Linked DNA regions of Homo sapiens: regions 2 and 3 are each linked to region 1. A link is a contact called in ENCODE Hi-C data. All regions are on one chromosome and are shown on one strand. The core of a region is the stretch at or near the end of the contact, and the rest is flanking DNA. Distances in the headings are between cores, read along the strand shown.

The links. A loop is a pair of places that touch in the nucleus more often than their neighbours do. Pooled maps may share reads with other maps.
Region 2: a map of PC-3 shows a loop between it and region 1 (4-fold over the local background). The contact joins the enhancer-like site here to the promoter of CCDC88A in region 1. A Hi-C loop is called at or near these places in 2 of 168 maps with a recorded cell type or tissue (PC-3 and chondrocyte), 2 of 37 single-sample maps with no recorded cell type and 3 of 50 pooled maps.
Region 3: a loop to region 1 is called in a map with no recorded cell type, with 2.5 times the contacts of the local background. The contact joins the enhancer-like site here to the promoter of CCDC88A in region 1. A Hi-C loop is called at or near these places in 4 of 37 single-sample maps with no recorded cell type and 4 of 50 pooled maps.

What each region holds. Positions count from the first base shown.
Region 1 is chr2:55,418,421-55,422,454 of GRCh38, reverse strand. It overlaps CCDC88A (coiled-coil domain containing 88A), which reads left to right and starts at 2,599. Exons shown (of 33, transcript NM_001365480.1): 1 at 2,599-3,438; 2 at 3,539-3,639. The coding sequence starts at 3,376. RefSeq lists silencers at 2,199-2,488, 2,549-2,598, 2,629-2,698.
Region 2 is chr2:54,902,738-54,907,203 of GRCh38, reverse strand. EML6 (EMAP like 6) reads right to left here. Exons shown (of 42, transcript NM_001039753.4): 23 at 4,008-4,160; 24 at 3,702-3,833. Among named protein-coding and RNA genes, the nearest start is that of RTN4, 150 kb to the left of the region's middle. RefSeq lists an enhancer at 2,369-3,568. Within about 2 kb of position 2,208, at least 16 of the 41 ENCODE cell types and tissues checked have a DNase peak (open chromatin) inside an H3K27ac peak, as active enhancers do; they include PC-3, where a contact is called at or near this core.
Region 3 is chr2:54,578,080-54,582,224 of GRCh38, reverse strand. The region is part of intron 2 of SPTBN1 (spectrin beta, non-erythrocytic 1); the gene reads right to left. LOC124906008 (a long non-coding RNA gene) reads left to right here. Exons shown (of 3, transcript XR_007086322.1): 3 at 234-647. Among named protein-coding and RNA genes, the nearest start is that of SPTBN1-AS1, 21 kb to the right of the region's middle. RefSeq lists enhancers at 1,936-1,985, 2,985-3,034. Within about 2 kb of position 2,489, at least 14 of the 41 ENCODE cell types and tissues checked have a DNase peak (open chromatin) inside an H3K27ac peak, as active enhancers do.

The DNA of each region.
Region 1 (4,034 bases), core at 1,350-3,849:
CAAATAAGTTCCTCCAGACCTCAGTCTGGTCTAAAGTTTCCTGTTTTTACAATTAACTCCTCATGTTTCTTTGTTGAGTGTGTGTGTGTGTGTGTGTGTGTGTGTGTGTGTGTGTGTGTGCGCGCAAAACCTAAAGATAGACCAGAAAGCATCTGGGGCCATCTGGCTCTAGAGAAGAATCCAGATTTCTGTGAGGGCTGGGTACTAAATTGCATAAACAATACTATCTTAATGTATGACTCCTGTGCTAACCCTTCAGTCACCACTTCAAAATGCCCCTAACCTGCTGTATTTGGTGTTAATACTTTTTGGTTTTTCGCCTATGAATGAAGCAGATTGATTTGTCCTAGGATAAACCCAGTATAGGCATAATTACTTCCATATTGTTTTGTCAAGCGTCTGGGGGATTACAAAGAAAAGTGGGTATGTCAAGCACTGGGCTGCTCCTGAAAGCAATGCTGTCTCCTTGGTGCCCACTCTCCTTCTGTCTGTATTTCATTTGCCAAATAAAGAACTGCTATTAAGAAAGAGTTATCAGGCCAAGCGCGGTGGCTCTCACCTGTAATTCCAGCCCTTAGGGAGGCCGAGGCGGTGGATCACTTGAGGTCAGGAGTTCGAGACCAGCCTGGCCAACGTGGTGAAACCCCGTCCCTACTAAAAATAGAAAAATTAGCCAGTGGGTGGTGGCGGGTGCCTGTAATCCCAGTTACTTGGGAGGCTGAGGCAGGATAATCGCTTGGACCCTGGAGGTAGAGGTTGCAGTGAGCTGAGATCGTGCCACTGCACTCCAGCCTGGGTAATAGAGACTCTGTCTCAGAAAACAAAACAAACAAAAAAAGAAGGAGTCACCAAGCCAGGCGTGGTGGCTCACACGTCTCGTCTCAACTGCTAGGGAGGCTGAGGTGAGAGGGTCACTTGAGGCCAGGAGTTTGAGGCCAGGCTGGGCAACACAGTGAGACTCCCATCTCTAAAAGGCTTTTTAAAAAGTCATCAAGAGCAGATGGAAAAGATTGCTAGCAACAAGGATGTCTGAAGGCTTGTGTACTGGCTAGGGAAATGCAAGGTTCTACTTGTACATCACCTAGCAAAGTGCCACATGAATGCATCCTAATTTTAATTAAGATGATTTTCAAAGGGCATTTAGTTCCCTCCTCAAAGCAAGATCCTTTCTCCTGTAACTGAAGCAGAGAGGTTATATTTCAAGTTTTTCATAAAGGTTCTTTATTTTGAAGGAATAATGTTAAAAACAACATTAATGACATTTATAGAACACTTAACTATAAGCTGCCATTTCATTTAACCCTATTATTAGCCCTGCTTTACACGTGACGGAATCGAAGCACAAAGAGACTCAATAACGTGCGTAGGCTCACACAGCTGGTGCATATTGGAACCAGGCAGGAAGACTTCAGAGTCCAGGTTCTCAACTACCCAATTAAGAAATTCTGCTCTTTCTTAACTGTGTTATGACAAAAACATTTTTACTGCTAATTTAAAATATATACTCCGTGTAAATATTTATGTAATGTAAACATAGCACACATTATAAAACTATAATATTATCTTTTATCAAAAAAAGATTGCGTTCTATATGCCCATTTTACCCCGGGAAAAAGGTCTTTATTTTCCTTTGAAATGAGGAGTAGCATTTGATTTTGCCAGGGAACTTAAAATTATTTCAAGGTCCCAGTCGTACGTGGCATGGAGATTTATGACAAATATGTAATCTGTTTATTTGTCACCCAACTTGGATGACTTCTAAATGTTTCTTCTTTGTAGCTCTTGATTTTGCTTGGGTTTCCCCCGACCCATGCCCAAATAGTAAAAAACAAAACAAAACCAAAAAACAATGTCTGAGTCATGTTTGCTCCAGTCAGGGAATACCAACGTGCTGACAGACAGCTCTGGTTTTTAAAAAATCTTACTGTATGTCACTTGCAACTTTGAAGAACATTCATGCGTTAGTGGACTGCATTTGGAAGAAAACAAAAAGGAGAAAAAAACCCCCACCAAGTTGTGGCTCAAGTCCCTCTGCCATTTGCTGCAGTGAGTTTTCCTATTCCATTTTGCTGGGGAGAAGGCATGCTTTACAGAACACATCAAACTGTCCGAAAAAGGCTGTCTGCATCCCTCATGTTTATAAGAGAAGGATTTCTTTCCCCTTCCTTCACGTATCAAAGAAGTCACTCGGGGAGGAAATAAACCATAATTAGGCATGAGCGAGCGAGCAGACAGACCCCTTGCTCTGCCTTCCCTGTCCCCGCCCACCAGGCAACCGTCCTGGGCGCAACCGAGGAGCGGGTTGTCTCCGCAGCAGCTGCAGCGAGCGCGCGCCCACGCCCGAGCCCGCGCCCGCCGCCAGGATCTGGGCGGCGGCGAGGCTAGCCCGGGGGCGCGCTCGCTCGGGAGCGCGCTCATGCAGCGGTTTTCTTCTCCCACAATCCAGAGGCAGCTGCACGGGAGGGGCGGGGAGTCGGCGGAAGGATATCGGCGCGGAGGGAGCAGCGCGCTCCCTTTGACGGCGGCCCCCGGCATTGGCGGGCGGCGCTGGCGGGCGGCGAGGGGTGGGGTGTGATGCGGCACTGCGGTTCTGAGGCCGTTACTCCGGCTTCTCCATAGAGGGCGGAGAAGGCTGGAGCGCGGCGGTGATTTTGTGCCAGGGATTCCCAGAGACGCGCTGAAAGGCTGGCAGGGCTTAGGAAGCTGGGGGGTTAGGGACACACATTCAAGCCCCCACCCCCGGGAGGGGAAGGGGGCTGGAGGCGAGGCTTGAGGGCGGCGGAGGAATGGTGTCTGCTCGGGGGGAAGGGGCGAGCCCTGCCTGTTGGTACTGAGGGGCTGCGGGCAGTGGAGGCTCCGCGGGTCGAAAGCGGCTCCATGCCCATCGGTGGGTGGAACGTGTAGAGGTCGGAACGCCGAGGTCGAGTCTGGTGGCGCCTCGGTATCCTTAACGTGGTCTCTGTTTAACGTATTTCATTTAGCCCCCGTTGGGATTGATTCATTGGGAGCAGTTTCGCTGGTCTGGATCCTCCAGGAGCTGGACAACCTTGACGGGCTTTTTGTCTTGGGTTCCAGCCCCCTTTCCCTTCCTCCTCCTCCAGATGCCTTTTCTCTGCCCCTCCTCGCCCGGTACAGACATTTCCAGCGCAGGCTGCTGCTCGTGGTGTCCGTCGTCGAAGCCACTTCTTGGGATTTCGGCTCGTTTCACTCTGGGGTGTTTTTTGAGGAGGGAGAGTGCCCCCCTCCTCCACGATGGGATTTTTCTCCCTTGCCGAAATGGACTTTCATTGATTTCTACTTACTTCCACGTTTAGTGACCAATTCCCTAGGCGTATTTTTGTGGTAGTTCCTTTTTTCAAATACATACTCTGTAAAATGGAGAACGAAATTTTTACTCCCCTTCTGGAGCAGTTCATGACCAGCCCTTTGGTCACTTGGGTAAGTGGGGTGTCCTTTATTGTATATTTTGCTGAGTTATTTGTGGCTGCAGAGATGGAGGTGGGCGTTCATGTCGTGGTGATCCTTCTGTTTGTTCTAGGTTAAAACGTTTGGACCTCTGGCCGCAGGAAATGGGACCAACCTTGATGAATATGTGGCTTTGGTGGATGGGGTATTCTTGAACCAGGTCATGCTCCAAATGTAAGTTCTTCCTTCTTTCCTAGGTAACGTTTTCTTTGAGAAATAGCATATGGTGAACTTTGAGACACGATGTTTTAAGCCCCTAATTTGGTTCATTGGCCAGAAATATTCAGGTGGTTTAAGAATTGGATCTTGAAAGGAATGCTAATGTTATGGGCTCAGCCCATTATCACAACCTAGATATTTTACCTGTTAAAATTGTGAAACTTTAGTTTTTCATTCTGTCAACCATGTATTGTCACTTGTCTTCAGTACTGAAATCCAAGCCACATTGTGTATTCTTTGATAATTTGGTAAAATAAGAGAGAAAATGAGAATCTGGTTTCCTAAGAGAGGAAAAAAGACTTTACTGTGAAGTTATGTGCATTTGATGCAGAAATGTTTCTTATTAACCT
Region 2 (4,466 bases), core at 959-3,458, 510 kb after region 1:
GTTATAGCCTGATATTTCTAGAAATGAACTTGTAGCATTTAGAAAATACCCTTTCTATGTTTTCTCTCCCTCCATACATTTTTTCTTTCTCAAGCATTCCATGCTGGAGCTTTCATTCAGGGGTAGCTGATGTTCCTGCAAAAGCCCAGTGCACTTTTTGGTTTTCCAAGGACCTGTAGTTGCCATGGGCACAAGAGGCTGCTGAGGCTGGCGGCTGTGCCATCCCCCACCCTGAGAAGCCAGCTGGCTCTGGCAAATGCTTTCACTATTTTCGACAGGATCAAAGGCATGAAACAGAACCCTGCTTCTAAATTCTGCTCTCAACCTTGCCAGACTCTGGAGGCCCCTGCTGTGAAAGCTAGGCTGGTCTTGAGGCAGCATGGCACATTCTCGAGATCAGGCATTTTGGGGACTGAGGTGTTGGGAATGCAGGAATATCAGGATGACACATGTCTCATGGCTAGTGGAGTTAGATCAAGGAAGATTCACAGGTATTCTTGCTCTTATTCTCCAGATGGTGTAATTCCTCCCTAAAAATCAGAAGTGTCTCTACTACTCTCAATCCACAGAAAGCACTTGGTCTGACCCCCTCACCTGCCTGCAGGGACCCTTACAATGAGAAGCATGGTGGCTTTTCAAAGACCTTTGACTCCACTCCTCTCCTGCTCATTCCCAGGAGCCTCCCTCAGCATCCTGAGCTCTAAGAGGCTGGCCTTGGGCAAGATTATGGAAATAGGGAGGTTTGCTTCTCTTTCCACCAAGTGATGGCTCCATATCGAGGGACTTTACACAGACCTTCCCCCAGGCCCCTCCACAGCAGCATCCCCCTGATCCTGGCCGAGATCTTGTGCTTTCTATCTGGGACTTACTTCTCTTTATATCCCCACCATCTGACACAGGGCCTATACATTTGCAGAATTAAGAACAAACAAACTCCCTAAACGCAAATGAAACCCAAAATGAGATACACTTCATATCCATTAGGACAGCTATTATCAAAATAAACACATAAAATAAGCTTTGGCAAAGATGTGGAGAGATTTGAACCCTTGTGTACAACTGGTGGGAATATAAAATGGTAGAGCTGCTATGGAAAACAGTATAGTAATTCCTCAAAAAGTTAAAAATAGAACTACCATATGATTCAGCAATTACACCCTTGGGCATATACCTCAAATACTTGAAAGCAGGGTTTTGAAGATATATTTGTACATCCATGTTCATAGCAGCATCACTCACAGTGGCTGAAATGTGGCAGCCACACAGGTGCCCCTCAACAAATAGATAAGCAAAATACAGTCTATACATAAAATTAAACATTCAGTCTTTAAAGTAAGGAAATTCTGACACATGCTACAACATGGAGGAATCTTGAGAACATTATGCTAAGTGGAATAAGCCCATTATAGAAAGACAAATACTGTATGCTTCCACTTATACGAGGTACCTAGAGTGGTTACATTCATAGAGACAGAAAGTAAAATGGTAGATGCCAGGTGTTGGGGAAATGAAAAGTTATCATTTAATGGGAATGTCATCAGTATTACAAGATGAAAAGAATTCTGAGATGGGGGCAGTGATGGTTGCACAACAGTGTCAATGTTTTTAACGTCCTTGAACTGTACACTTAAAAAATGATTAAAATGGTACATTTTTGTTATGTGTACTTCACAATTCAAAATAATTAAGAAATCTTCCCAGTCAAAATTTACTCTATATATACCCTCTTTTCTCTGGACTCTTCACTCCGTAATAGAAACAATAATGGGTTTTAATCCCTAATAGTCATTGAGTGGTGGGATTTCACGTATTGTATCAGGTATTTTGTGTGTGTGTGTGTGTGTGTGTGTGTGTGTGTGTGTGTGTGTGTGTGTGTGTGTGTCGGATTCTAAATAAAGTTAATCAGACCCTATTCTACCTGGCAAGAGAATAGCAAGATAATAAATAGGGAGAAATCACTGCTTTAAAAAAAAAAGCAGAGAATATCAAAGAAGGGTCTGAGAAGCAGCTGCTTTCATCGGCCTCACCAGTTCCTAGATAAAGTCACAGTGCCCTGCCTGGTCATAAATGCCGGTCAAAGCCCTCGGCACTTTGTCTGGCCAGCACTGCCCTGACATGAAAGCGAAACAGACTTATCTGATCTCCCTTTGCCCTTGTTGGGACTTGTACCTTTTATAAATGCAATGCATCACATGCTTTTTTCTCTATCTACTGCACCGTATAAAACTCCTGAATGTTGTAAAGCTGAAATAAAGTCCAAATTCCAGTGTGGCAAGTATAGTTACAACTAAATACCTGCCAGGCAGAAGGGTTTCCAAGTCCTGGTCTATGGCCACTACTCCAAGAAATACTCTGAAATAACCTTTTTGGCAGAGGCCTTCATCATCGTTCTCCTGATTAATTTGATTGCTCCAACTCCAGGCTCACTTCTTCTCCCCAAGATGGGAGGGAATGCCCCACGCTAGATCCCTCAGAGTTACATAGTGCCTACAAGTACACAGTTCAGCATGAAAGTTCTGCTCTATCCCAGCCTGTGTCTCCACATTCCCCTCCCTTCACACCCTCAGCCACTGAGCACTTCTATTTCTTCATCACCCCCTGGTTCTTCCCACCTTCACTCTTCATATGCCATATTCCTTTTGCCTGGAATGGCTCTTCCTTGATAGCGCTATCTGGTGGATTTCTCCTTATCTCTCAAGATCAACCTCAAAGGTCACTCCCTTCTACAGAGGCTCCATGGATTACCTCCAAGGAGCTTTCCCTCAGAGCATACATTGGGCTTGGTGCTTCTCTACCACAGTGGACTACAACGTCTCTGAAGGTGGGAATGCTGTCCATTCCCAAGTACCCGCTCCAGACTCTCAACATCAGCCGAGTCTTGAGGATAGGATTTACGAGTGACTCACCCTATAGTGCAATGTTCCACCCTGGGTACTGAATGCTGCCGTGGCCCATTCGGAGTCCCTGCTCACCACTTCCCTTGTGACTCACCACTGCTTACTCACACGGTACCCATTTTGTGCTCTTGTATTATTTATGGATAAGTATCTCCCTCACTCAATTATAAACTCCACAGGGAGCAGAAACCATGTCTTACTCACTTCCAGAGCCTCCACATTTGCTAGCTTAAGACTATGCAACACCATAAAAGCTAGAGTTATTAAATAGACAAATCCTCATGGCATTTGTGGGCATGACTTGGAGGAGGTAGGAGTAGGTTGGGAGTTTTATAGAGCAGAGAAATTTTAGGCAGGCTGAATGTAGATTTCTACCTCTGCTGGAGGAGGAAATTTGCTTGAGCCTTTTTGGGCGGTTCTCCAAGAGGTGGAGCTTTGGGTGGAAAAGGGAAACCAGCCAGGAGGAGGATGAGGGGACCCAAGACAAGGAGAAAGCACTCCCAACTAAAGGTGAGGTGGTGGCTTGCTATGATAACAAAAGGCATCATGTATCTTTAACTGTCTTAAAACTCAATGGCTTGAATCAATAGTGACAATAATCATCCTAAGCGTAAAAAGATGGAAAAAGTATTCAAAATGTTAGCAGCAGCTGCCTCTGGGTTGTAAAATTACAGTCGTTTATATTGTTGTGGGATTCCCCTTTCCCATTTCTAACACTCAACTGCCATTCTCTCTAGAAACAATGCATAAATGGACATTTTTTAAACACAGAAATTCTATTTTAAAAGCCACAACATACTTTACCTCTAGAGTCCCAGTCAATGTGTGTAATATAACTAGAAGCACCTTTACAGATGCCAACCCTTTTGCTTGTAAGTACGTTGTAAATATCCACAAAGTTATCATGGGATGCCACGGCAAGGTATTTTCCCGTATCTGTTAAGAAAAATGTGGGGTTAACATCGAAGCATTTTATATAGGAATTTACTTCCAGGAACTTAGTATTTTAAAAGTGGGAAAATGGTCAAAGAAACATTTGAAATAGTTCATTCTTGTAATTTTTTGTCCCAAGACTGTGCTATTTTAAAAAGTATCTGCTGTCATCTTCACCTTTTGAAAACTTAATATCAGAGATCATTTCTTTTCTGTGATGGAAAGAGACCATGTCTTCAACAGTGTCAGCATTTACCACCAGGAAACTCCCATCGTTCAAGCCAACCGCTAAGGCTTTCCCATCAGGGGAAAAGGCACAGCATCTTCCACCTACAGAAGAATCCACAAAAAACACTTATTATCCAAAACTTCACTGTCAAGCAAACCACATGAAAAGATGAAGAAATCTGATGATGTGCATTATGTATGGACACGTGACTGCCTTTAAATTGACACTACACTTGTGAGAACTAAAACTTCCTAATTTAAGACACCTCTTGTCTGGGCGCAGCAGCTCATGCCTGTAATCCCAGCACTTTGGAAGGTCGAGGCAGGTGGAACTCTTGAGCCCAGGAGTTCGAGACCAGTCTGGGCCACATTCCGTAGGTTAAAAATTAGTTGAAAAGTTATTTTTTG
Region 3 (4,145 bases), core at 1,240-3,739, 840 kb after region 1:
TGCTTTCTTAGACCCTGGAAGCTGAGTCAAGAAAACTAGTTTTGTAATGTTTTGCATTAATGTATTTGAGCAAAGTGATGAAATAATTTATCACTGCCATGTTTTTAAAAAGCATCAGTGTCAGCTGAAGGCTTTGAGCAAGTTCAAGTTACACATAACCAGACTTCCAGATGTATTTTTTTCTCTACCTTGGTTTCCAGAGCTAGCGTATTCTCGGTGCTGATAATTTACAGGTACCCCATGCACCAAACCACAGAGCAGCATGTCTGCAGCTACAGAAGAATGAAGTGCCTGTTGTCTCGCAAAGTTCTTCAGTAGGATTTGGAGGCAAGTAGAGCCATTAATTAATAAAAAGCATAGCTTGTGGTAATTAGCAGCAGCAACAAAAATGTTTAGCGGAGCTTCCTCTTTTTATCTTGAGGCAGTTCCTACAGACAGATGCTTAGGATTAATGAAGTTTAATGAGACCTGCAGCAGCTGGCTAATTAGTCAGTGAGGAGGAAGTAGTAATGACAAGAGAAAAAGGCTTTTACTCTTGTTTATTAGCTCAGGTTTGGGACAGTTTTCTTAAACTGTGGGCTGTACCTTCAACCTCAAAGTGGTCCCAGAGCAAATAAAAGTTTCAAAAAAAAAAAAAAAAAAAAAAAGGGCAAAGAAACCAAAGCATGAAGGCTAAATGCTGAGCTTCCCAAGGGTCGGCTTGCCTGCCTAGGAGGAGTGAGCAAAGCAGCCCAGAGGCAGTGGAAGTTCAATGTCAGCCATGATTCCCTGGAAAGCAGCAGCAAATGCTGTCAGCATCAAAAGGATACCCATGTCCTGGGTAAGTGGGACAGTCAACATCTTGTGTCTCACGGACGACCCTATGGAGAATCCTCAATTTAGAGCATCCCCTCCTCCTCAATTCTAAGCAAATGAAAAGGGTTTTTACTAATGAGAAGTACTTGATGATTATGCACAACCCCTTTGTTGTCCATTCTACACTTGTATTATCATTAAATTTGTTATGTATTAGCTTTCAATATAGCCATTCCACAATGCACGTGTATTTCAAAACATGTTGTATGAGATTATATATAAAAATATATAAAGTGTGTGTGTATATATTTATATATTTTTTCTTTTTTTTTAAGACTAAGTCTTGCTCTTTTGCCCAGGCTGGAGTGCAGTGGCGTGATCGTGGCTCACTGCAACCTCCACCACCCGGACTCAAGCGACTCTCGTGCCTCAGCCACCCAAGTAGCTGGGATTACACGTGTGTGCCACTATGCATGGCTAATTTTTGTATTTTTAGTAGAGACAGGGTTTCAACATGTTGCCCAGGCTGGTTTCAAACTCCTGACCTCAAGTGATCAGTCCGCCTCAGCCTCCCAAAATGCTGGAATTACAGGGATGAGCTAGTGCACCCGGCCTATAATTTTTATTTATAATTTTTATTAAAAAATAAAGTTTTTACAAATTTTTGGTTATGTGTGTCTCTCATATTGGCTCCCCCAGGCCTGTACTTTTGGAAGTATACAGTAGAAACCCTAACCCTTTCAGAATTAACTAGTTACCAGCAGTAAGTTTCCCATTCTATCAATAAACAATGCAAGAGAGAAGATTTTGGAGATTTTTTTTTTTTTTTGGTTAAAGTGTGAGAATATGAATACACTTGGATTATAATCCATCCTCCAACACACACACAAATAAGCAGCTAATGGCAATACTAGTGGTCTTCCCAATTCACAAGACCTGTGCTTCAAATTGTTTTCCTGATAATGTGGAGAAATGTGCTCTTTATGTATTCTCAAGAAACAGGATGTGAAAAGCTGGTATGGGTATACAAGATAAAAATGCCTACCCAGAGTGGGCAGAAGCCTCTAAATATTACTGGTTTGCTAAAAGTTTCAGATGCTTTTTAGTTCTACATATGTTAGTTCTACCTTTAACCTCTCTACCACTCAACGAACCATCAAGAAACAAAATCTACTCCCTATGTAACAGTAAAGTCACCCCAGACTAACCTTCAAAAGGGGTTTTACTTTAAAGAAACAGCTTCACAGCCACTGCTGTCATAGAGAATATTCTCAGGTTCCGTGTGGCCGGAAGCTTGAATTTTTTCAGTGCTGGCTTCCTTCTCCAGTGGGGCCAGAGGCTGTCAGAGCCAGCCCGGAAATCTCTCTCATATATGGCTTTAACGTAAATGAAAATATTCCCCTGTTAATTATTTACATAAAGAAGGTCATACAGGTCTGTCCTAGCAACACCAGAGAGCCGTTCTCACCAGCAGCTTTTACCCTCAGAAAGGAGAGAAGAAACACCCATTCAAGTTCAGCACAGAGGTTTGGGTTTATAACCTGTTTCCAAAGTCAATACAGTTAACTGCTGTGGGCTATTTGCTTTCAGAGTTTTAGGATCTCTCTCTCTCACTATACTTTCTGGCAAAGCCTGACAAACAATAGAGTCATTTTAGTCTTAATGCATTGGCTAAAACTGGTTCCTACATTCTCATCAATTCTCCTAAGACTTACATTTTACCTAAATCCAAAGGTCAACAGGAGTTCTCGGGACTTACAAAGGTACTTTTCAGAACTCCATGCAGCAATATATCTTCCCAGTTCAAAAGCAGGGCCAAACAGCAATGCTGGGCTCCCTTAATATGCCAATGTGCTTCAGCTCAGTGAGGATCTGGTCTGTCCACAGTTCAGGTATTAAGAGAGCTATATAGCACGTGCGCTAATGCTACCAATACAGAGACGAACTACCCCTCATTGGGGGCCACGGTCCCTATGGGTGAGTGTGAAAGATGGGGAGTTTAGGTGTTTTCAGAAACTTCTGGTTTGTGGTACTGTATGATTTCCCCAAATAATGGTCACACATGAGCAGAGAATCAGTCCCAAAAAATGGTAGTTGATAACCTGGCACTGTATTCGATCTCTGGGTGACATTCTCATACCTGAGGGATGCCTCAGGTCAAACGGAAGCTGTTATACTTCATTCTATGTGCCGTCAAAGCTCCTTCTATGAGCTAAGAACACTGCAACTGAAAGTAAAGGTAAAAGAGGTCATGAGCTAGAGAAACTCCTAGGAAGCTTTATTCTGAAAAGAACAAAATGGGAATATATAATATATATTAGGTTGGTGCAGAAGTAATTGTAGTTTTGTCATTACTTTTAATTGCAAAAGCCACAATTACTTTTGCACCAGCCTAATACATTCATACCAGAGGGCTTCTCTATAGCACCCTCAAAAGAAAATTTCTTGGGAAAAATGGTGACATGGCACCTTTCAGTCTAGCAGTGTTAGGCATTCCTAAGAAAGATACTCAGATTTCTCCTGGACAGAGAGGGCATAGAAGAGAACAAACCCAGCATTCACCAACCCAACAATCCTATTAGGAATCTTATGATTCTGGACTCTTGAAGTGGCAGAAGTAGCATCATACACACACACATCAGAATTATCATCACACACACACACACACACACACACACACCCCATCAGAAGACACTTGCCTAGGCCAAATTAAATCATTTCTGGAAGTGGGCAGGGTATAAATAATAAATATAAATAACTTGCCTCACTGATGCCAAATATAGATCATAATGAATGGGAACAAAATCAAGTTTGTGGTTTTAGGATACAAGTAAGGCTGAACACGTAAGGATGAACTCTTAGAAACAGTTTTTATATCTGCTATGGGGAAACTCAAAAGGTGGCCTGAAAACACAATGCAAATCGCAGCTGGAAGTCTTCACTTATACTTGGCAGCAGCAGCAGCAGCAGCAGCTAACCGGAAACAGGGATTATCCATTTTATTCACACAGGGACATCACAGAACAAAAGGCTAACACTTAGCCCAAAAACACCAACAAACACTCAACCAGTCGAAAATATTTAAAGTCAAGAAAAATCAGCAATCTCCAATAATCTGAACTTCAGATGTGGTTTCCTGGCCTAACTCCATGTTTCTGGGTAATGCCATCACCTTTGAACATTGCTCCAAGGTTATTCTCTGTGTAGCAAATGCTCAACGATGCAGCAGTGAACACTGTACTTTTAAATCCAAGATTCTACTTCAGTGCCAGTACAGTTTATTCCAGGTTCTCACGGGTACATTACAAATAATTTCATATACTGGGAAAATACAGATCAAGAGAGTCTGT